Regions from separate parts of the Homo sapiens genome. Here regions 1 and 3 are each linked to region 2. Evidence: chromatin loops called from intact Hi-C (ENCODE). Cell type or tissue: psoas muscle. All regions are shown on one strand. Region 1 overlaps C9orf72 (C9orf72-SMCR8 complex subunit). Region 2 overlaps MOB3B (MOB kinase activator 3B). Region 3 overlaps MOB3B (MOB kinase activator 3B).

Region 1 (8,000 bases), 220 kb after region 2:
CTTGTGATCCACCCACCTCGGACTCCCAAAGTGCTGGGATTACAGGCATAAGCCACCAGGCCCAGACAATCTGACAGTTTTTAGAAGTTTTCTAATTTATCTTTAAAAATGCATTCAAATTTTGCATTCTACTTCAGAATACATCCATGTTTACTTCACTTTTAAAACTCATACATAAGTTATTTCGTATTACTTAATTTTTTCTGCCCAAATCTTCAAATAACATTGAAGCTCCTAGAAGATGAGCCTATGGTTTTGAGACATTCATATACCTGTACTTTTGCAGGGGGTGGAGTGGGTGGGTAGGAGTAGAATGTGTGCATATGATGAGGTGGAGAGTGGGAGGGATTTTATGTCAGCTTGAGAAGCATGAAATTCCAGGCCTACGAATTTTCCTTGAACTTCGCAATATGTCACAGACCTCATAGATCTCAATCCAAAATTTCTAGTAAACATAAGGATCTCATTATTTCAAAGCTTTATCTATGACACAGTTTCCTGGCCTGATCCCCAGAATGTTATTATAACAAACTGTAATATATTAAGAAATAAGTTCCATATAATCTACGATTTCCTTCAACTGTGTAATTAAGTAGATATTTTTTAAAAGAATGAAACAATAAAGATGTTATTTAAATAAGTACACTATGTTTCAAAAATATTTTTGAGTCATTTCAGGCAAATAAACAACCTCCCTTTCTCAAAAAAAAAAAAAAAACTTACTTGTTATAGGTTAATGCTTGAATTAAAATGTTTGTTGTTTGACGTATGGAATGCTGCACTCTTAATTGTTAATATACAGGCTCTTCCCCATTAATAAGTCAAAAGGAAAAATCATTTAGACACTTTAGAAAGACCAGACACTACAAAAAGCACCTAATAAAACAGATTAGGACTCAATTCTTAATTCTATCATTTTATAAATGTTAAAATATATATAAAAAATATATTACACTCTATCATAGAGTATATGTTATATATTTTACATATCATATATAACATATACTCTACATAACATAATAGGGTTTTAAGTTTATAACTTTTTTTTAATATATAAACATATATATATCCTACAATGCTGGTAATATGTATATATGCTCGTACTATATATATATACACACACAAACATATATATATACTTGTACTACATATATAGTACAAGCATTGCAGGATATATATATGTATATATTATATCTGTAAAAGCTAAGTCAGATTTCACTTTGATACATGTAAACCAGGAATTCTATGTTTCAAAAAACAGTAGTTGTGGTCAACTTTATATCTTATTATTATATCTTTAAAAGATAGCAATAATATTTATTATATTGTAAACAAAGGTCTGAATTCCCGAAGCATAAATCTAGGACAAGAGGCAACCAATGTAATGATGCACTTGACATGCCCTCACAGACTCTTCTGAGAACTGTAGTGTAACTAACTTAACTGCAATTGCTGAGCAGAACTCTGGGGCATGATCCAGGGGAATATAAATATATAGAACAGGCATTGTAGGATATATTAAAAAAGAAAACATGTCATATCATTCACTCTGACAATCTCAAGTTCAACATTTACCTGATCCAGGAAGGCTTTCACTAGAGTGTCTCTGTGTAAGACATCTTGAAAAATATTCCTGAAGAAAAGAAGAAAATGAAGAAAAGAAAAAAGTTCAAATGTTGAAATGGCCATATAATGCTACCTTCCACAATCCCTCACTTGAGCCAACATTTTAAGTTCTTATAAATTGATATTACATATAAACACATTTGTAAGAATATAGATATATATATTTGGAGACACAAAATATACATTCATTTATTTACTCAAGGATATATTTACATTTTACTGGTGTTTGTCAGGCTAATATGTAATTTTTTCTCTAAAGAATATAAGCAGTCCCCAGTAAGGGTATGTATGTATCTATCAATCTATTTTACTACTCTCATCTTTTAAAAAAAGTAGAGACCCTTAGGCAATTAATAAATAAAACTACCAATTCTTGCCATCTCAAAAAAAAACAAAAAACAAACCAGCAACAAAAATAAGCCACTACCATCAAAAACCAAAACAAACCAAAAAATGTGAAGAAAAATTTGAGTGAGATTAGAGAACACACTCCGATGATTATCCACTGGGTTTGCCTCAACAAGCCCACCATCTGTAAGTAACATGAACCAACTATCCAAGAAAGTACTACCTACCTTGGCAACGACCAGAGTGAGTAGTAGTAATATAATGGCCACTTAAAATAATGTGTGCCTAACACAGCACCTAGGATATAGCAGGTGCTAAAGCAAACACACAAACAAACAGGACTACTTATTCCCTTCCCAGGCCCCACCTCCCTTTCATCTTTTTCTCTTCCATTTTCCCTAGGTTCTACTCAGGCCAGAGGGTAAGAGAACATTTAGTAAGAGGAGGAGTTTTTAACTGAAAGTGGTAGGGATCATCCTATACCTGACCAGAGTGGCAAAAAAAGAGAATGGGTATGTGTAGAAGCAAACAGGAAGGTAGTTCAAGTTTCCTTATCTTAAGAAACGAGTGTACCACACTACAGAAGAAAGAAACCGTAAAGGGGAAAAATATTAGCATTTCGTCATTATTGACTGGGCACTGATAGTGCCCCTTCTTGGGCTCTGGAAAGAGAATAAGGCTTATATTTAATCGAGTGGACTTATTATACCTGTTCCACTGAATGAGTATCTTCATCATAAGTGAATTAGATAAAGCAAGGTGTTAAAAAAGAACATTTCCATTTGTTTGTGTCATCTCTGATTTCTTTCAGCAGTGTTTTGTAATTCTCATAGAGATCTTTCACCTCCCTGGTTAGCTGGATTCCTAGGTATTTTATTCGTTTTGCGGCTATTGTGAATGGGACTGTGTTCTTGATTTTGCTCTCACTTTGGAAGGTGTTGGAGTATAGAGAATGCCAAAACTTTGCTGAAATTTTTAACAGATTTAGGAGTTTCTGGGCAGAGACTATGAGATTTTCTAGGTACAGAATTATACTGCCTGCAAACAGAAATAGTTTGACTTCTTCTCTTCCTATCTGAATGTCTTTCTTTCTTTCTCTTTCCTGATTGCTCTGGCTAGGACTTCCAGAACTATGCTGAAAAGGAGTGGTGAGAGTGGACATCCTTGTCTTGTTACGGTTCTCAAGGAGAATACTTCCAGCTTTTGCCCATTTGGTAAGATATTGGCTATGGGTCTGTCATAGATGGTTCTTATTTTTTTGAGGCATGTTCCTTCAATGCCTAGTTTGTTTAGGATTGTTTGTGATTTTTCTTTTTTGAGACAGGGTCTCACTCCGTTGCCCAGGCTGGAGTGCGGTGGCATGATCTCAGCTCGCTGCCAACCTCTGCCTCCCGGGCTCAAACAATCCTCCCACCTCAACCTCCTGAATAGCTGGGACTATAGGTGCATGTCACCATACCAAGCTAATTTTTTTTTTTTTTTTTTTTTGTAGAGATGGGGTTTCACCATGCTGCCTAGGCTCGTCTTGAACTCCTGGGCTTAAGAGATATGCCCGCCTTGGCCTCCCAAAGTGCTGGGATTACAGGTGTGAGTCACTACACCTGACCTACTGAAGGTTTTTAACATGGAGGATGTTAAATTTTATTGACAACCTTTTCTCTACCTATTGAGATAATCTTGTGGTTTTTGTTTTTAGCTCTGTTTATGTGATGAATCACACTTATTGATTTGTGTATGTTGAACCAACCTTGCATCCCAGGGATAAAGCCTACTTGATCAAAGTAGATCAGCTTTTTGATGTGCTGCTGGATTTGGTTTGCTAGTATTTTGTTGAGGATTTTTGCATCTATATTCATCAAGGATATTGGCCTGAAGTTTTCTTTTTTCTGTTGTGTCTCTGCCAGGTTTTGGTATCAGAATGATGCTGGCCTCATTAGGGAAGAGTTCCTCCTCCTCAATTTTTTGGAACAGATTGAGTAGGAATAATACCAGCTTTTCTTTATACATCAGGTATAAAGAGATGACACAAACACATGGAAAAACATTCCATATTCATAGATAGGAAGAATTAATATTGTTAAAATGGCCATACTGCCCAAAGCAATCTACAGATTCAATGCTATTCCTATAAACTACCAATGATATCCTTCACAAAACCAGAAAAAACTGTTTTAAAATTAATATGGACCCAAAAAGGAGCCCAAATAGCCAAAGCAATCCTAAGCAAAAAGAACAAAGCTGGAGGCATCACATTAGCCGATTTTATACTAAAAGGCTATAGGAACCTGAACAGCAGGGTACTGTTATAAAAACAGACACATAGACCAATGGAGAATAGAGAGCCAAGAAATAAAGCCACACACTTACAACCATCTGATCTTCAACAAAGTTGACAAAAAACAAGCAATGGGGAAAGGACTCCGTATTCAATAAATGGTGCTGGGATAATTGCTAGCCATAGGAATTGGAGTGAAACTGGACCCCTTCCTTGTGCCATATACAAAAATCAACTCAAGATGGATTAAAGACATAAACGTAAAATCTAAAATTGTAAAAACCCTGGAAGACAACCTAGGAAATACCATTCTGGACATAGGCCCTGGCACAGATTTTATGATGAAGACGCCAAAAGCAACTGCAACAAAAACAAACACAAATGGGACCTAACGAGCTCCTGCATGGCAAAAGAAACTATCAACAGAGTAAAAGACAACCTACACAATGGGAGAAAAATATCTGCAAACCATGTATCCAACAAAGGGATATGCAGAATCTGGAAGGAACTTAAAACTAATTAACAAGCAAAAAACAACCCACCCCACTACAAACTGGGCAAAGGACATGAAAATTTTTCAGAAGAATATATACAGACAGCTAAAAAGCATATGAAAAAATGCTTAATATCACTAATAGAGAATTGCAAATCAATTCTCTAGGAATGGCTATTATTAAAAAGTCAAAAAATCACAGATGTTGGCAAGGTTGTGGAGAAAAGGGAACACTTATACACTGCTGGCGGGACTGTAAATTAGTTTAGCTATTATGAAAAGCAGTTTGAAGATTTCTCAAATAACTGAAAATAGAACTACCATTCACCCTAGCAACCCCATTATTCTATATGTACCTAAAGGAATACAAATTTTTCTACCATAAAGACACATGCATGTGTATGTTCATCACAGCACTATTCATGATAACAAAGACAGGGAATCAACCTAAATGCCTATCAATGGTAGACTGGATAAAGAAAATGTGATACATATACACCATGGAATACTATGCAGCCATAAAAACCAGATGGAGCTAGAGGTCATTATCCTAAGTGAACTAATCCAGGAACAGAAAACCAACTACCGCATGTTCTCACTTCTAAGTGGGAGCTAAACACTGAGTATACATGGACACAAAGAAGGAAACAGCAACACCAGGGCCTACTTGAGGGTGGGAGAAGGGTGAGGATCAAAAAACTACCTATTGGGTACTATGCTTATTACCTGGGTAATGAAATCACCTGTACACCAAACCCTCATGACACGCAATTTACCTGTATAACACACCTGCACATGTACACATGAACCTAAAATAAAAGTCAAAAAAAAAATTCCAGTGACCAATTTTTCATGTATTGGCAGTGACTGGAATTATTTTAAAAAGTTAAAATTAAAAATAACAAACATAATTAACATGTAAAAACATATACTTAAAAGTAAAATGACTCTGTGACAATAGACTTAACACACAATCTAGTGGCTGAAAATACTATTTTTTGGACAATTTTATGTTTAGAAAATTTAGAGCTGGATGCAAAATTTAAAAATTCAGGATATTATTTTGTCATGATCAGCAAAATGAGAATAGCTGTCTAACTGTAGTTTGTCAAATCAGCAAAACAAACATAGCTGGCTAAAAATGATTAAGAAATGTTAAAATACACATACATCCTCTAAAAAACAAAACAAAAATACCAAATGGTTGCAAACCCATTCTGCAGTTCACTAAATTTCCTCAAAAAAGCTCCCAAGTAACCAATCAAAAAACGGAAAAAATACTAAGCACTTTAGGAAAAAAGAAAATGTTTCAAGGCACAGATTAATTAGAAAACTTCTACATGTCTACTAAAATTTACCAATATATAAAAACTTACTGACATGTAATTTCAGTTGGACCAATTCATTTTCTAAAACATTCCCCTACTACTTTCTCAAGAACCAATAAAAACTCTGGAGAACTAGGAAAAAATGGGTCCTATATTAAGTCATCTTTCTGCACCTTGAGATGTATAAGGCTGGGGGTCCCTTGAACAAGATATTCCTATTCTATGCTTTTGGTTAACACTTACTGTGTAATTACTGGTGCTCCACAGGTCTGTTACCTAAGCTCAAACTGATTCTGTAGATACATAGGTCAGGCTTATTTGCCCCAATTTTTCTATTGCCTTACACACTTAGACCTGGGTTATTACAGTTAACACTTACTGTTACCTTCTATGTGCCAGGCATTATTGCAAGCATTTTTTTTTTTTTTTTTTTAAATAAGACAGAGTCTCGGTGTTCCCCAGGCTGGAGTACACTGGCACATCATAACTCCCTGTAACCTCAAACTCCTGGGCTCAAAAGATCCTCCTGCCTCAGCTTTCGGAATAGCTAGGATTACAGGCACACAGAAACACATTCCAATAATTCTTTTTTATTTTTTGTAGAGATGGGGTTTCACTATGTTGCCCAGGCTGGTCTGGAACTCCTGGCCTCAAGTGATCCGCCTGCCTTGCACTCCCAAAGCTCTGTTCTTACAGGCATGAGCTACTGTGCCTTTTTTCAACTGATAAAAGAGAAACACAAAAGTATACTATAATTCTTTTCCTGATTTCAGAACATCTTTTAAGTGTTTACTTAGGGTTTTAGGATTATAGATTTATCATCATCATTTTTTTTTTCAAGTTGGGTCCATGCTCAACAATTAATTATCATTACTTTTCCTTTTGAATTTACTGTTCAGGCTTTTTTTTTTAAAAAAAAATAAGAAGTGAATAACAATATAAAATGCAAAGTAAAAAAATGTTCCATTAATATATTTTAACAGTTTTGCTGTATTTTATATTCATATGTCAAGAAAAAAAAGACTTAGAATTACTTCTTTGGTTTTGTTAATAAGTCCATTCAATAACTGTTACATAATAGACTATACACAATGTAGGGGCTGGGGCTGGGGCTGTCTGGTTGGCCACTATTAAGCCCGGTACCTAGAACAGTGCCTAGGAGCTCAATATATATTTATTAAACAAATAGTTAAATATTTACTTTAAGGGTTAATCTTACCTATTTTAGGGTAAACACAATTGTATGGAAAAAGAAGAACATTTAAGAAAAAAATGCTTGATTAAATGTTTCTTCAAGCATAATTCTGCTGGTAATATTTCTTTCTTTTTAAATGCAACTTCTGTTTTGTTTTTATTCGTAAAAGACACAATTTCATATTGCTTGACTACAGTACCAGCAGGCAGAGCATTACGTACAAATCAGGAGTAAAGCTTTCGTCAGTGTAGATGATCGTATCCTGAGCCATGTCTTCTTCTGAAGTGGCTCTCCAGAAGGCTGTCAGCTCGGATCTCATGTATCTACGCTGATTATAAATATGTTCATGACAGGGTGGCATCTGCTTCACAGTATTGACATCCACATCTATGTGTGTGGTGGGATATGGAGCATACATGACTTGCCGGAAAGGCAGCACAAAGCTTCCAGTTGAATCCTGTCAAAATAAAAGGAAAATTTACTGTCTTACATGCCAAACGATATGAATAATTGTTTTTTAATTTTAAAAAATGGTCTCTGATTTAGCAAATCCATCTCTAAAAATTTATCCTAAGAAGCTATTCATGAGTGTGTGCAAAGTTTTAGTGACAGAAGTGTTCAGTATAGCATTGGTTTCAATAGCAAAACATCAGAATGACCTAAGCATCCAAAGGAAGTGGTTAAGTAAATAAAAATGAATTTATTATTTGGCATCTATAGATGAAGTTGTTGAAG
Region 2 (8,000 bases):
CTTTAACACATTATGATTGATAAAACAAAATCAGAGTCATTTAGTTATTCTTTAATCATTATTACTTTAAAATACACTAATACATTCTTATCTACTTCCCTCCACCGACAAATATTTTGCTAAATTAAAAGGATCACTGGAAGTATTATGACCCCCCTCGTCACAGGTGGTCAGAACCACCACAGTTTTGTGAATGAATCAGAGAAGGCAACATTTCATCAACGAAAACTCATTTAGGTTTCAAAAGGCAGGATGTAGTACAGAATGCATTATTCTGACTGTCTTCTGGAATAGAAAAATTGGAAAGGATGAAAGAAGGAAGTTAGCTCCAGCTCCACTGTTACCTTGGCAACCGTGGCCCAATCACAGGGGCAGAAATTAATTTTGTGCCGTAACATAACGTGGCAGAGGAGTGGGGAGCGTGGAGTGGGGAGAGAATGACGGCTGGGTTTAAATGCTCAGAAGGCTAGTGGGGAGGGTTACAAGTCAGCCGTCTGGGTGTTAAATCTACACGTACCAAATAACCAATTGTACTTTTTTCACTGAAATGTTAGTATTATGTAGAGACAGCCACGACTCCCTGTCTTTAATAAAGAACAAACACTGCAGTAATCATGCCCAACGCTCCCGCTGATCATTCTTAGTTATTTAGGACTTTTATTTCTCTCTTCTGGGAAACAGGAAAGAATATCTTCCACTGAAGAGACAAGGAATGATGGTGGTTATAAAAAATACATTCTGATCAGGTGAACTGGTAACTTGTCAGCTTTACGCTAGTAACCAGTCTCTTCCCTGCAGTTAGAACGTGAAGACCCTGTTTGGGGCAGAGACAAGCCACCCCATGGAGTGTCCCTGATAAAACTATTTATTAGGGAAATGCTATGGACGCCTCGGCAGGGAGAGTAGGGAGGTGCAGGGGATGGGTAGGGGTTCAGGTGTCTCAGAGCTCCACAGCCCTGCACAGTGTTAAACCACAGATCAGAGCAGGAGCTTTTAGAGACCTGAAAGGAAGGCTTATTGCATAAAAACTTGCTGCACATCCAGAGGTCCAAAATTCACCCGGCACTTAAAAAACCAATCACAGAGAAGTCGGCCAGCTGACAAGACAGATAAGTGGAAAAATACGAACACGCATCTCAGTCTCAAAACCTGAATTCCAGTAAAGCTTAGGCGGCAGGTCACAGGCAGAACTGTGCCATGTGTGGAAGTGCAGAGGCTTCCTCGTGGACAATTCCCCAGCCAGAACGGTCAAGGGGCTGGTCCTTCTTTCACGTTGTGGTCTGCCTCGTCCACAGGTCTGGGCTAGCAGCACTCAGAAGGTTAAGAGCACACAAAGTGAGTGGGGAATGTCTCTCAGGAGTCACTGCTTGCCTCCACCTCTGCTGTTCCTGGGAGTAGGTGTGTCATTTCAGCCAGGGTGGTCCACCTCCTGCCCGCTCAGGGCACCAGGAGGAAACAGCTTTCCTTTCTTCCAAAGGGTGAGGTGGAGCATTAGTGACACATCCTGCTCGTCATTTCTTTCTGGAAAGCAAGGGGAAAAGGATGGTTAGGAGAAACTATAAGCAGAGCAACGATTTGGTGAAGGATCCTGAAAATGCTCTTGGAATCTCGAGAGCCTGTAAATGAAAGCTTGCAAGCATGGTCCATGAATAAGGCTTAGCATGAGGGTATGTTCCATCTGTTTGTTCTGCAGAATTTTTTTTTTCCATTAAGGCACTGTTTAAAAATTTGACTCATGTATCAAAATTCAGGTTGCTTGCTTGCTTTTTCTGAGAAATTGCAAGATTTGGAGCTTCTGAACAACTGGAGTTGAAGAATGGCTGTCCTCTTCAGCAGAAGAATTTGCTCTCCAGTTTGCCCCAGTCCTTGCCACTCCCACCTGACTTCCCAGCAGGAGCCATGTAGCACTTATGAACTGATACAGTAATTGGATTTGGACTGCTAGTTTTCTTCGAGTAGGGAAAGATTTAAGTTTCAATCAAAGATGGAAAAATAAAGGATAAGTGGGTATAAGTCAAGAAAAGCAGGAAGGAGGACATTTTTAAAAATAGAAATGAATAATACACCAAAGTGTCTGACATGCGTCACCTGCCTGGCTCTTGTGGGTATTTATAGATCCCGAATAGCCATCCTTTCTCTACCCCTGGGGCTCCGCACAGGTTGAGTCCCATGCCTATGGTCCGCTGCTACCACATCCTGCGCCTGCCCCTCTTCATTTGTCAAATTGCCACTCATTTTTCCACCTCAGGTAAGGTGACTTTTACCTGCTGGGAGACCTTCCCGCACTCCTGCCCCACTCGCTGTGGAGGTAGCCACTCTCTCCTCCTGTGCACACATTGATTCTTACATGCAGTGTATGAATTTGTACATCTCTGTGTGTGTGTGTGTGTACTGGGGCTCTGGACATGTCTGTTGGCCCTGCTAGACTGGGCGCTACTAAGTGCCAGGAAAAAGAAGCACTCATTGAATCGCCCCATGTGCTTTCATCTTTGTAGCCCCTGCCCCTGGCACTGTGCCAGGGTAGTGGCTCCTCTTTCATCTCCAAGGATGGTCTGAGGAGCAGGCTAGTAATGAGCCCTGTGCCATTTAGCATCTTGAGAAGACAAGTTTCATGTCACTTTAGTTAGATGAACGATCTTCCAAGTTCTACCTGCTGCAGAGCTGACTGCAGCTACTACATCTCTTGCATACTGACCTGGACTGCCACACCTTATATAATAGGAAACATCGAGAAAAAGGAGACTGAGTGTGGGAGTGCCAAGGTGTTCAGAGAAGCGTTCTATTCGAAAACCATACAGATGTGCTGGTTAAAGAAATAACAATAGACAAGGCAGAATCTAGGCACTTTTGCATCTCTATAATTATTAATACAGGAAGTTACAAATCTATGTGTATATCTAATTTTTTCAATTTTTAATTTTTTCGACAGGATCTTGCTGTTGCCCAGGCTGGAGTGCAGTGGCAACAGCTCACTGCAGCCTCAACCACTCGGGCTCAAGCTATCCACCCACCTCAGACTCCTGAGTAGCTGGGACTATAGGCACACAACACCACACCTGGCTAGTTTTTAAGTTTGTTGTATAGACAGGATTTCACCATGTTGCCCTGGTTGGTCTCAGACTCCTGAGCTCAAGCATTACCCATCTTGGCCTCCCAAAGTGCTGGGATTACAGGTGTGAACCACTGCACCCAGCTTTTGGCTTAACTCTTGATGACACAGACAAGGAAAACAAGATGGGAATACAACAAGAGCATGTGTGTGTGTGTTTGAGAGAGACAGAAAGAGAAGTAGGGAGAGAGAAAGTGTGTTCATGGGATAAACAGAATTTTAGCTTTATAACTTAATTATTTGCAATAGGTCTGTACTTTTGAAAAGAAAGAAGCTAGCTATAGTTAAATATCTATAAGATGCCAGGTGCTTTGGGGTGGTTATACCATTGCATCTGTATAACTCTAAGACAGGGAACTATGACCTCCAATGGACAGAGGAAGAATCCCAGTTTCAGAGCAGAAGCTATTTGCTCAAGGTAAATGGGTAAGGTACAGAATGCTCAACAGTAACCGCTGCTTTTATTAAACAGAGGCCTGCTGTTTGCCAGTCCCAGTGTCTACTGCTATACAGATATTATACTTTGTGAAGTAAGATTTGCCATCTCTACTGTATTGATGAGGAAAAACCCTCAGGGAAGGAGAGTACCTTACCAGGTCACATAGAAAGCTGCAGGTCTACGGTTTAAACTCAGGTCTATCTGACCGCAAAGGCTTGCTCTTTCTACTACACCATGTGATTGTAGGTTAAAGCCTCTAAGATAGTCTTATGAATATGCAATCGGATAATACTGGCATATATTAATTGACATATATAATTATAGGTGGTTGCAGTCATTCATGAATTTTCAAAATGCCAGATTTTTTTCTTTATCCAGACTGATGCCAGTTTGAATTATAGGTACAATGGGCAAATACTAGAACAATTATGCCACTGAGAGAGTATGGACACTAGAAATATGGCAGAGTTTTTTTTTAAGTAGCAGAGTAACAGTTTCAGAGAGGACAGGGTACTTATTCAAGGTCACTGAGATGCAGGATAAAAACTGTTTCCTGGGATGCCTCTTAAATTCATAAAGGGAATGTATGGTTGAAATAGCAGATCAGAAACATCAGGAAAGACATTTGAGTTGGATCCATCCTTCAAAGCTCTGCAAGACTCTGCAAGCTGTATTCTAGCACTTGCCCACTGGGTGGAGCCAATGAGCTGTTAAAAAAAAAAACTCGTTTAAATAAACAAATGGCAATGCTAGGTTCCATCGCTTTCTTCATCAGAGCCCTCCCGCAGGCTAGCAGGGCCAAACACATTCCTTCCTCTCTGAGAGTGTGGCCAAAATAGCTTCTACCCAGGGTGCTCTTTACAATGAATTTGCCATTGCTGGAGTTACTGAATGCCCTGTGTATTAAGGCAGGCCACTAAAGAACTCCAAAACGTGTATTAAAAGGCTTCCGCTGAGGTGATGAGAAGCTTCTGAGAAAGTTCCTGGTGACTGTGCTTGGCTTGTATATGAAGATTTTCAAAAACACCTGAATTTTTCAAAATGTGTTTTTAACAGAAGATCAAAGTAGAATCTTGGTTGTGGTCACTCGGTTTCATTTGTTTTAAAATAAAGCAGTAATTGATTCTATGAAGTCCCTGGTTCTCCACTGTCAACAAAACAAATTCCATCCTCTGAAGCCTGTCAAAGAAAGAGGACCCATCGCCCCCTGCTCACCTCCTGCTGAATTCCCTCCCACTCACCACACCAGCCAGGCAAACTAGACTTCTCCAGGTCTCCAACTGGCCAGTTTCTAGTGGTTTCTTTCTTATATCTGGTAAATATTTTCTGCCCTTCTCTGCCTGGCAAATTTTGACATCCTTTAAGATGCAATTGTCAGCTCCTTTCTTGGGTATCTCCATCACTTTGCACACATTTGCATTCTATCACATTGGAATTCATCATTTCATTTTTGCCTGAATCTGAGAAGAACATTAATATTTTTTAGTATATTAATGTATGATGCATATTTTATTCAAATTGTATAACAGGATGTATGGTTTGATCCAGTTATTTTGAGAAAAAATATAAAGAAAAATATGGGTCCAACATGATAAATTTATCTTTGGGTGAATACAATTGTGTATGTTTTCTGTTTCTAATTTTTTTGTCCTTTGCGGAGTCTGAAGTTTTAGATATTTTTGATATGCATGAATTTTTTTCTAAGAAAACAAGACCGGTTATTTAAAAAACAAAAAGGAAAGTAGACAGAGACTCCAATCTGAAATCATATTTCACTTTAGAAATGAAGTTAAAATGACATTTGCCTAGTTTTTGTGGGGACGGTGGGGGTGGATGAAATCAGCCTGTCTTTTACATAAGATACTCAATTTTTTCTGTTCTGATCTAAACACTTTTTAAATTTAAATCTTCTTTATGTACTTGTTAGCAGTTGGAAGAAGTTCTTGATAGCCATTGAACAAACTTCCGTGAACTCTAAGTGTCAAATCTTAGTCTAACCTCAGTGTACCCATTTTTATAACTGGTAGTCAGTGGAGGATAGGGAATAATGATCCAGAGAAGTAAAATGACTTATTCCAAGTCACACAAATACTCTCTGACTTAGGCAAGACTACAAAGAAATCAACGCTCTCAGTTTACTGCACTACATCATCACACATTTTAGTAATCTAATATTCTTTTTTTTCTTTTTCTTTTTGAGATGGAGTCTCGCTTTGTTCCCCCAGGCTGGAGCGCAGTGGCGCGATCTCGGCTCACTGCAAGCTCCACCTCCTGGGGTCACGCCATTCTCCAGCCTCAGCCTCCTGAGTAGCTGGGACTACAGATGCCCGCCACCACGCCCGGCTAATTTTTTGTATTTTTAGTAGTTAGCCAGGATGGTCTCGATCTCCTGACCTCGTGATCCGCCTGCCTTGGCCTCCCAAATTGCTGGGATTATAGGCATGAGCCACTGCGCCTGGCCCAAGAAGCTAATTTTCATATGGAACATATGAAGAAGAACACTTGATGTTTACTAGGGGACAGTCATCATGCTTGCACAGCAATTTTAATAAGTTAACTCTAGGAATTATGAAACAAGCGCCAAAAAGCAGTGACATCATCACAGAGTCATAGGCTGCTGTTATAGCTGGGAGGAAACATGGGTGTCACCTACTCCAACACTTTAATTTCGGAGATGTGGCAACTCAGACCATCGGAAAGTAAGTGACTTCCCTAATGCGGCAAAACTAATTAGTGGCAGAACTGGACTGCTGGCCTGTGGGCTCTCTGACTTCACATTGATTCGAAAGAGGCAATTTGTGTACACAGGATTTCTTAGAGCTGGCTTGATGTGCTGCAGGTAAAATCTTTATCATCTCATGATGCTCCTAAACTCCATTAATGGCTTTCAGTAGTTTTCAAACCAAGTCTCCACTGTAACATACGATGCTGTTCCTGATCTAGACTCTTCTCAGGCACTCAACCTCATCCCCCATCGGTGGCCGACGCTCCTTCTCTCCCATGGAACACACAACGATTTCCATACACATGCTCCTCTCTTCCCAGAACACCCTTCTCCCATCGCCAACACCCTTTAACGCTCTTGACCAGTTGTCATCTCCTTAGGGACACATTCTTCTACCCTCCCACCCTGTCCCCAAGGAATCCTAGGTGCTCCTCTTCCAGATTCCCTCAGTGCCCATGACACCTTTCACACTGTTGTGCGACCGTTTATCACATTCCTGGTTTCAGCACCAGGCTGCTCTTGAAGAGAGAAAACCTATCTGGTATTTGTGTAGACCCTGGTGCTCAAGACCTGGCACATACTAGGTGCTTAAAACATATTAAATTAAACTGAAATCCAATGAAAAGGAACACTTATTAGGTCTACAGACCCAAGTAAAATGAGAGGTGGAAGGAAACACGCATTTCATACCTACGATGGGGAAGGCACTTAGACTTACCTTGTGCACTTTCTCACAACTCTATGAACTAGGCATTACTTTTTCTAATTTACAGATGAGGAAAAGGAGGCCCAGAAATTTGAACTAACTTGCCCAAGTTCACCCAGCTAGTCAGTGTAACAATAATGATTTAGTGGACTCAAAAACAAAAACAAGCAAACAACATTCTGCTTTCATTACTCTGCTGGAGGGAGGAGCAAAAGAAAAGGAGTGAGTCTTTTTGTTTCTGTTGTAAAATGGATAAGGGGGGGGAAGAGCTACCACAGCAGCATTTCAAAACCCATGTCTTCTTTTAATTACCAGCTTCCTGCTAACTCTGAGACACCAGGAGAAAGGGGGAGGAAGAAATACTTGAAACAAAAAATAATCAAGGAAGAAAAGCAGTATGAAGAGATGTAGAAGGCTCCGCAGTGTGGTAAGGAGCAGGAGGACCCTTGGTGCTGGAAACTTTGGAAAAATGACTGTTATATACGTGAACTCCTGCCCCTAGTAACCACCATTAAACAGCCAACGGGTTAAAGCAGGGCAGTGAGCAGTACGCCTCTCTCAGGGCCACATCTGACATTATGTTGTGTACTTCTCACTAACCATTTTAAAGCCGTTGGATGTTTAATGGTGGCTACTAGGGGGAGGAGTTCACGTATATAAAGGAAATTGGGCTCTCTAATACAGCACGCCCGCACACGTGTATACTCATGCGTACACACCCCTGAAGTAATGGAAACAGAACGGAAAGTAGGAGAGATTCATCTCCCCCAGCACCTTTTCCAATCATGCAGCTTCATCAATACATTTTAAAGGTAAAATCAAATGTGATATTGCTGAAAAGACACGAGGAAAGCTGCGAGTCCCCCGGAAAAGGCCGTCAAAGGGTATTGCACGTTTCACAAAGTGCCTCCCTGCCCATTAATCAGCAGTGCAGCCTCAGTCCCAGCTACCGGCCCCGTGCCCGAGCTTGGCCCTGTGGCCTGCCGTCAGCCCCATCTCCACTCAGATGGGACATACCTGG
Region 3 (8,000 bases), 63 kb after region 2:
TTTCTTCGAAGAGATTAATTTTACTTAATTTGATTTTGAGAGGAAGTGCTTAAAGCAAATAAGATGATTCTGCTCCAGTATTTTAACCAAAAATAGATGTAGAAATCTCATATAATTCACAAAATTGAGCTTGACATGATGCCATGCCTCTATAAGTCTCTATGGCAAAAATACAGAATTCTCAATGCAGAGGAGAGATAATTTCATATCAGATTCAATGCCTTTCTATAAGAGTTCCTGGAAGTACTATCCCCATATAAGCAGCATCAGAATCCCCTCAGAGGCTTGCAAAAAATCCAAATTTGGGTCTCACCCAGAACTACTGAATCAATCTTTGAGGGCAGGGCTCCAGAATCTAATATTTTAATACATTTTCTAGAGGATTCTTATTTAGAACCATTTTTTGGTGGAATTCAAATAAAGAAACAAGTTTTCTTTATCATATGTGGGAACAGGTAATTCTTGAACATCATTGAAGCTTAATGAGAAATAACTGCATAGCAGGCCCCTAGGTTGTAAGAGTATTCTATAATGCAAAGAGAACGTTTAAAACATCTGCAAATATTTGGAGGAAAGCAAAATGGTATACCGTAGTAGGACTAGACTTCTGGGTTTCAAAATCCAGGAAATTTTAAAAATTGGGCAAGGGGATCAACATAAAGTCGCCTACGTTTATGTTGCCAAAAGGGCACTTAAAAAAGTCTCACTAACTCTCACTCATTTCATAAAAGGGCATTTTTGCACCACAAAAGAAAAAAAACAAGAAAGCTATAATCCCAGAATAAAAGACAATCCTTTACATGAACAACTGTAGGAATAAAGACGAGCCATTTGATGTCCTGTCCTATTCATTTTCATGAATGGAGCTCTGATACTTGGGAAGCTCTCAGGCAGTGGAGAGACCAGTGTTTTGGAAAGATAAAAAAGTCAATTCTAAGCTCTTCCTCTTGCTAGCTGTGTGATTTGGGCATCACTTACATAACCAATTGGTCTTGGTTTCCTTATCTATAAAATAAAGATAATCATCGTCATGACTATTAATGACCTTACATGGATTAATCAACTGACATACAGAAGGGACTCAAAAAATGTCCACATTCCCTGGTTTTGTCTTCTATGGATTTACAATCTACTAAGACCCTTGTTGGACTTGAGACAGACTTGAGACAAAGTGTTGCTTGAGATAAAAAGGAGGAAAAGTGGCTGATTAACTGATTGTCCCTAGCATTTTATTTTTAGCTTTTTTTCTCTTGCTTTAGATTCTGACGGAGTTTCACATTAGACAGATTCTTAATACCTGGCTATTACTGACTATCTGAAATAGCAGTTCTACACCTTGTTTGTCACAAAATGCACAGGGTACAAGTAAATCCTTGCTATAGGTGTTTAAAAGGCTGTCTAGGTCAGTTCTGCTTTTTCTGTTACGCCTATTTATGAAGAAGTTATTTCCCCAAAGTAAATATAGGCCAGGTGATTATTTGTAGAGGGCACAAAAATAACTTAAAAAGCTTGTTTGTATAGGGTGCAGAGAAGTGCATGATTATTTATATAGGGTGCAGAGAAGTGTGTGTGTGTGTGTGTGTGTGTGTAACAGAGAGAGGTAGAGAGAGGAGGAAGTGGAGGATGAGGAGGTAGTTGCTCTGTTGTGGAACTCGAAGGACACCATCGATACTGTATTCTATGTGAATGATGTCCCATTGCTAATTGTGTTCCCAAGGAGTTGTGCAAAATGGTAGACCTGGGTGGAGGAAGGCATATAGATAAATATTATTCTACAAACAGAGTTCACACATGGCTCTGCAAGGAATTTAAGAAAATAACTTCATAGCTAACATTCTTTGAGTGCTTACATGTCAAGCACTGTGCTAAGCAGTGTACAGACTTGGCCACATTTTATTCCTCACAACAAACCTTCGATTATTATCCCCACTTTCCAGATGAAGAAACCAAGTCTTAAGCGAACACTTGCTTAAGATCACCCAGCTGATCAATGGCAGATGCAGGATTTGAATCCAGATCTGTGGAAATCCAGAATCCAAACTCCATGTCATTTTGCTAAACCACTCCTCCAAGTAAAAAAATAAAAATAAAGATAAGATAGAAAAGAGAGATCTTATTGAACACTCATGAGTGTTCAGGGAGGGTTGTTTTCACTTCTTTTCCTCCTCTTAAAAGGTAGATGACCAGCTTTGGCTCATATTCTAACTCTGTGAAGGTAGGAGGCAAAAGTTTTGTGGAATAACTCATTAATCAATCCCTACAGCAATCACATCTCTGTTTTACTGGTGCAGGGGGCTCTCAGTGTTTGTGGTTCTTTCATCATAAGTTGGTCACTGTATTTCCTAAAGGAATGACCTCCCTTCTTCAAGAGGTAATCACACATGCCCTGCTGAACTGGACAGAAAGCGGTAGCCAAATATCCTGTCGTCAAGCCTCCTTCAAGATAACTCTGGTGAGTGGTTATTTTGGAAGTGGCTCTAATCTGTCATGTTACACGGCTTTGCTAAGACTCACTTTATTAGCTACCACCAAGAGCTAATAAAACATGTCAGGAAGTCTCTGTAAGCTGTAAAAACATTTTCAAAGGTCACTGCCAACACTCTGGACTTCAATGACTATTTGAAGGAAAAGAAAACAAAAGCAGAGGCCTAGAGTTCCAAAACACAGAACTACCAAAAGAAGCAATCCCAAATGAGCTATAAAGACTGACAAACCCACATGATACCAGCCATTGGATAAACTGTGTCCAGAAGGAGGCTTGAAGAAAAGGTACAAAAGCCACAAAATGCCAGTGAGTAGGCAGCAAATTTAGATTTAGTGTATAGGAACCTGACGGTCACACCTACTTATGCTTCCAGCACCTACAATAGAGTCCTTTATAAACAAAGGAGTAGGTGGCAGAGAAGTAATTAACTTTAGATTAACCACAGCATAGCAGGCATTCTTCTTAACTGACTTTTTTTTTTCTATTGTAAAAGTAAACATACTTTTTAATAAAAATTAGTAAAACATAGAAAAGGAGAAAATCATGTTATCTTAAAAGCTGGGAATATAGTTTGATGCCCACTGTATATTTCATGTATTGAGAGTCATGCTTTGACAGTGAGATGTCTCAAGACAAGTGGCTGTGAGCCAGCAGCTCTATTAGATTGAAAATATTGTATTAATCATTGAGATTTCCATTCACTGCTGATGAGAGGTCCAGGCACAGAAGAGACAATAACATTCTTATCTTGGCTTAGGATAAAAAATTTAGACATGAAATCTGTACTTTGTTTGGGGGGTGGAGAAAAGGTCATCTGTGGAGTCATTAAGTCGGGATGTCTTGTTGTAGAAGCATCAAAAGACCGCTGAAGCGGGGAGATATTGATCAAAGGGTACAAAGTTTCAGTTAGGAGGAAAAAGTTCTGAAGATGTGTTATATACTGTGTTGCATATAGTTAATGCATATACTGTATTATGTACTTGAAAAGTGTTAAGAGACTAGATTGTAAATGTTCTCACCACAAAAAATGATATGAGTTGATTCGTGTTCATTAGCTTGTTTTAATCATTCCACGATGTAAACATATATCAAAGCAACATGTTATACACCATAAATACATATAATTTTTATTTGCCAATTAAATAATAAATAGATTTTTTAAAAAAAAAAAGACTGTTGATAGGTTGGTATGCCCCAGACAGAGAGAGGCAGGTTCTATCCTGCTTTGGAACAGTTGCTAGCCTGCTCACTGATTGTGCATGGCTGTTTTTAATAACTTATTGCAGGCATCAACAGGGAGCGAATGTGATTCAATCCTTAAATACTGCAACGCTCAGTGATCTAGTCAATAACAGGAGATACCATATGGGTGTGTTGTCCCTTCCTTTGTGTTTCTGTTTTCTTTTTCCTCCTCTACTTGCTAAGAAAGGCAACACAGAACGGTAGCAAGAGCCCAGGTCCTGGAGCCAAGCTGACCAGGGCTGAGTCAGGCTCAGCCTGATTTGCTTTCTAACTTTAGGCTCATTCTGTTGCTCCTCAGTGGCATCTACACAATGGAGATAACAATAGGACTCGTTCAAGGAGCACTTGCAGGATTAAATGAGACATGCTTTTAAAGCACTCAGCAAGCAGCTTGGCATGTACAGAACAATCAAAAAGTGAGGAAATCACAATTATTGTGTTACTGGCTGGGAGCTTTGAGGACGGGGGTTATGTTACCTTTTTTGGATACTGAGCACAAGGTGCCTGGCCACTTAAGGTAGGGGTGTGGGGGAGGGCTCTAAAAATGCTCAAGAATAAATGAATTTGGTTAAATTTATTTCAGGTTCCTTTCCTGATACACTTTCCCTACATGTATTTTTTTCCTTCTCCAAAATAGTAAACCACATTTTCTTTTGCTTCAAACAGATGTATCACTGACAGTAGGTTGAGGCAATTCTCTTATTTTCTTGTTCAAGAAATATTTATATTTCTTGTATTATTTTTTATATTCAGCAGTCCTTTTCCCCCTTCTCTATTCATAGCTTTCGTCCCTGGGGGAACTGCTCCCTCAGTCACTGGGGCTCTGGCAAGTTTGCCAATCGGTTATCCCCAAGCCCACTCCTATCCACCCCAATTCACACACACCAGAATCATTATTTGACTCTGAGGTCACCTTCTTTCTAATAAATCCTGTTTCCTACTCAGGTTAGTCAGAGTCAGTTTCTGTTGCTTGCAACCAAGGAGCCCTAAATGATATGTACCTTGTTTTTTCTTCCTTTCTAATCATATTTCCTTACTACTTTATGTTTCCCATATTTCTCCTTGACTATCTACCACTATTTCACCTTGACTATCTAAATTTAGTCTCCTTCCCCACTGAATATGGCAGAATTTATTCCAGTCTGTGAATAAGGATGACATCATGTCTCTTCTAATAAGTTCAGCCCTCTTCTTAACTATCACAGTGTCTCCATAAAATTCATTTACCCTCAAGGCAGCCTGATTTTTGGCTGAGCAAAATGTTAATTTTAGCATCCTAGGTGCCCTAAGACTTAGCTATTACAATCTCAAAATGGTAACGCATTTAACCATCCACGTTAACCCTCTTCATTTTACAGTAAGGAAAAAGGAGGACAGACATTTAATGACTTGTGCAAGGCCAAACACCAAATCAAGGACAAACTAGAATACAATCTCCTGATATTTGGTAAGATGCCTTCATCATCTTTTTGAGCAGCTTTTAAGGAAATAATATTTTGGGCCCATTCCAAGCAAATTTTCTTTGTGTAGTGGAAAAGACCTTTGTCATAGGACAGTAACATCTACAAGACAGTCCTTCTTCTTTGTTCAACAGAAGTTGGGGAAGAGGGAAAATGCAGGAAGAAGGATAGCGCTGTTCAAGAGAAATGCCTCATACTATTTCTTCTATACGGAGGTGCAGAGATTCTCCATAACTCAATCGTTCCAAGTCATGTGGCAGGCCTAAGATGAGACACTACGATTATGAGTTTTACAGAAGTGGCAAAGAGAAAAAAAAAAAAAGATCATCAAGATTGCTATATTAACAGCCCCTTTTAATATAAGGCTTTTCATCTATTGAACCACAGCATAGAGTTAATACATAGAAAACAACTCTCAAATAAATGCAAATCAATAGGCTCTCCACTGATTATTATATAAAGCAACACATTACAGGGGAATAAACCAATAATGCCTCTATATTTTGAAGTGTTCACTAATTCTGAGTAATTACCTCCTCCAATGGCTCTAATGAGTGCAAATCTGTGAAATTTGACTACATCTTTTTCCTTATTTAAATACTATTTTTTTAGTTCATAGAACCCTCACAAGATTCTAGTAATAACAGAAGTTCCCTCCCAAGAATTGCTTTCATGACTAAATATTTTATAATTCATAATATACTAATCTTCTATGTACAAATAAATCCTTCCAAAGTACTTGATAGTTTGTGGAATTAACTTGCTCTTTTAGATCGGCTAAACCAATTTCTCTGCAAGTACTCTTTAGATCAGGGTTTCTTAATCTCACACAATCCACATTTGGGGCCAAATAATTGTTTGTTGTGAGAGATTGTCCCATACATTGCAGGGTGTTTAGTAGTATCTACCCGTTAGATGCCAGGGGCCAAAAAGTGTCTCTAGACATGGCCAGATGTCTCCAAATCTCTCCCAGTTAAGAACCTGTGTTAGGCCACTGATAAATTTTTTACCCAAGTCTCCCGTCTTTTGATAGAGGATCCAAAGATAAATTTATGGCATGCCTTCTTCAGGAATCCCAGATCAGCATTCTGGGTTACCTCAGTAGAAATTAAAGCAAATTTACCTTTAATCACACAGCATCCCGGGGAGGAGCTCATGTGTTGTTATCTTCATTTCATTGTGGAGAAACAGAATCCAATGTCACACAGTGGGACAGAGATGTCTCCTGAAATGTACCCCTCCTCCCAATCTGGGCAGAAGGATCGTCATCTCACTTACTGCCTTCTTCCCTTCAGGATATAACATTTGCTCTGGAGGATTTTGTAGCTCAGAGCAAGAACTAACCAATGGCAACTATCTCCTTGATAATTTAGGGCAAGTTATCTAATCTAGAGTCTTCATGGTTTTCTTTTTTTAGTTATAAAAATGAAGATAATAATTCCTACCTGTAAGGTTGTTACTCAGAATTGAAGATCACAGTAGACATAAAGCATTTGACACAGAGTCTAATACAGAGCAGGTGTGCACAATAAACATTAGGTCTTTCATTCCCTCTTCATGGAGAATCTCAAACCAGGATCACTACATGAGCTAATTTGGAAGTCATGATTGAGACTTAAAGAGCTGAGTAGAAAAGCAAGCAGTGCATGTACCACCTACCAGAGACTGGGTGAGTGTGGAACCCATGTCAGGGATGCAGAAACCACTGTGACGCAGAAATACTGACCATGTAATACCACCAAGTATTTCTATAAATAGTTACATATAATCAAATACTGTGATACCTTTTAAAAGTCACGTATAATCTGAATTTACTAAGAGAGATACCAGGGACTGTTGTGGCAAATTACTCAAAAGGTATATACAATTTGTCACCTTCACCTAGGCATCCCCATCTCTAGTTGCTAGTAGGCTGAAACTATATGCAATTGCTGATGGGTGGCTACTTTTTTTTTAATCTGCAAAATGGCAATTTTTTAGCAGTCAACCTGAGTTCTGGGGGCAGGGGGGTGGGAAACAGACTCTTTCAAATATTTAAAATATTGAGTCCCCAAGTGGAGGTCAAATAAATTATTCTTAGTTAAGTGAGGAAAACTCTGAGGAAACCAAGCCCACATGAGATCTACTATTATCATGCATGAATGACATTCCATTCTTCCCTATCTCTCTCTTTCATAAACTCAAGATGCAAATTTATAGAGCTCTCAAAATACCCTCCAGCAAAAGAGGCAGGTGCCTTATCCCACTTCCCAGTGGGGCCCTGAATTAATCACAGGAGGAAGGCTATGCCTCATCTGAAACTGCAAATAGGCTATTAAATAAAAGAGATGGCATACCTGTGCCACACTGGGCAGTACAAGAGAGGAGACGACGAAGCACACAAGGGCAGGTGGAAATGCAAAAGCCAAATTTCAGACCATTATGGCTTTGGGGCCAGTGAGCATCCTGTACTCAGCTCATTCCCACCTGGTTGCCCTGTTAGGGAACAGAAAGCACTGGGGAGAAGGTTAGAGCTCCAGGAACTTGGCTGAGAGGCAAGTTGCTGAACAACTGTTTTAGAGTATTTCAGACACCCAGGTGGACCTTCACTGATGGGGTCTGGAGACCCTTCCATTAATACAAATCTTGAAAACTGTCTTGTGCACGTCTCTGAACCCATCCGCTAATCTGAAGGACAGAGTGATATAAACTCCCAAATTTGTATATTCAATCTTAACCTCTTTTCCAAGCCTCAGACTCCTTTCCCTGACTGCCAAGAGATCTTCTCTATCTTGAAAATGTATTAGCATCTCAAATTTAATATGTCCCCAAAT

What was found. A loop is a pair of places that touch in the nucleus more often than their neighbours do. Peaks named below come from ENCODE experiments on the same cell type or tissue, not always from the same donor. Only the 100,000 strongest peaks of a DNase experiment are listed, where the experiment ranks them.
Region 1: a loop joins it to region 2, with 6 times the contacts of the local background. A loop is called at or near these places in 91 of 110 quality-filtered maps.
Region 3: it touches region 2 in a loop (2.6-fold over the local background); 15 of 110 quality-filtered maps call a loop at or near these places.

The regions. Positions count from the first base shown.
Region 1 is chr9:27,549,075-27,557,074 of GRCh38, forward strand. C9orf72 (C9orf72-SMCR8 complex subunit) reads right to left here. Exons shown (of 11, transcript NM_018325.5): 8 at 7,487-7,722; 9 at 1,576-1,633. Among named protein-coding and RNA genes, the nearest start is that of C9orf72, 20 kb to the right of the region's middle. In psoas muscle, no CTCF peak of the experiment used is centred here; no DNase peak of the experiment used is centred here.
Region 2 is chr9:27,329,096-27,337,095 of GRCh38, forward strand. MOB3B (MOB kinase activator 3B) reads right to left here. Exons shown (of 4, transcript NM_024761.5): 4 at 1-1,521. The coding sequence ends at 1,492. Among named protein-coding and RNA genes, the nearest start is that of EQTN, 36 kb to the left of the region's middle. In psoas muscle, a CTCF peak has its summit at 4,228 (motif pointing right); a DNase peak (open chromatin) is centred at 4,306; H3K27ac peaks cover 485 bases.
Region 3 is chr9:27,391,810-27,399,809 of GRCh38, forward strand. All of the region lies in intron 2 of MOB3B (MOB kinase activator 3B), which reads right to left. Among named protein-coding and RNA genes, the nearest start is that of EQTN, 99 kb to the left of the region's middle. RefSeq lists an enhancer at 3,763-4,326. In psoas muscle, no CTCF peak of the experiment used is centred here; no DNase peak of the experiment used is centred here.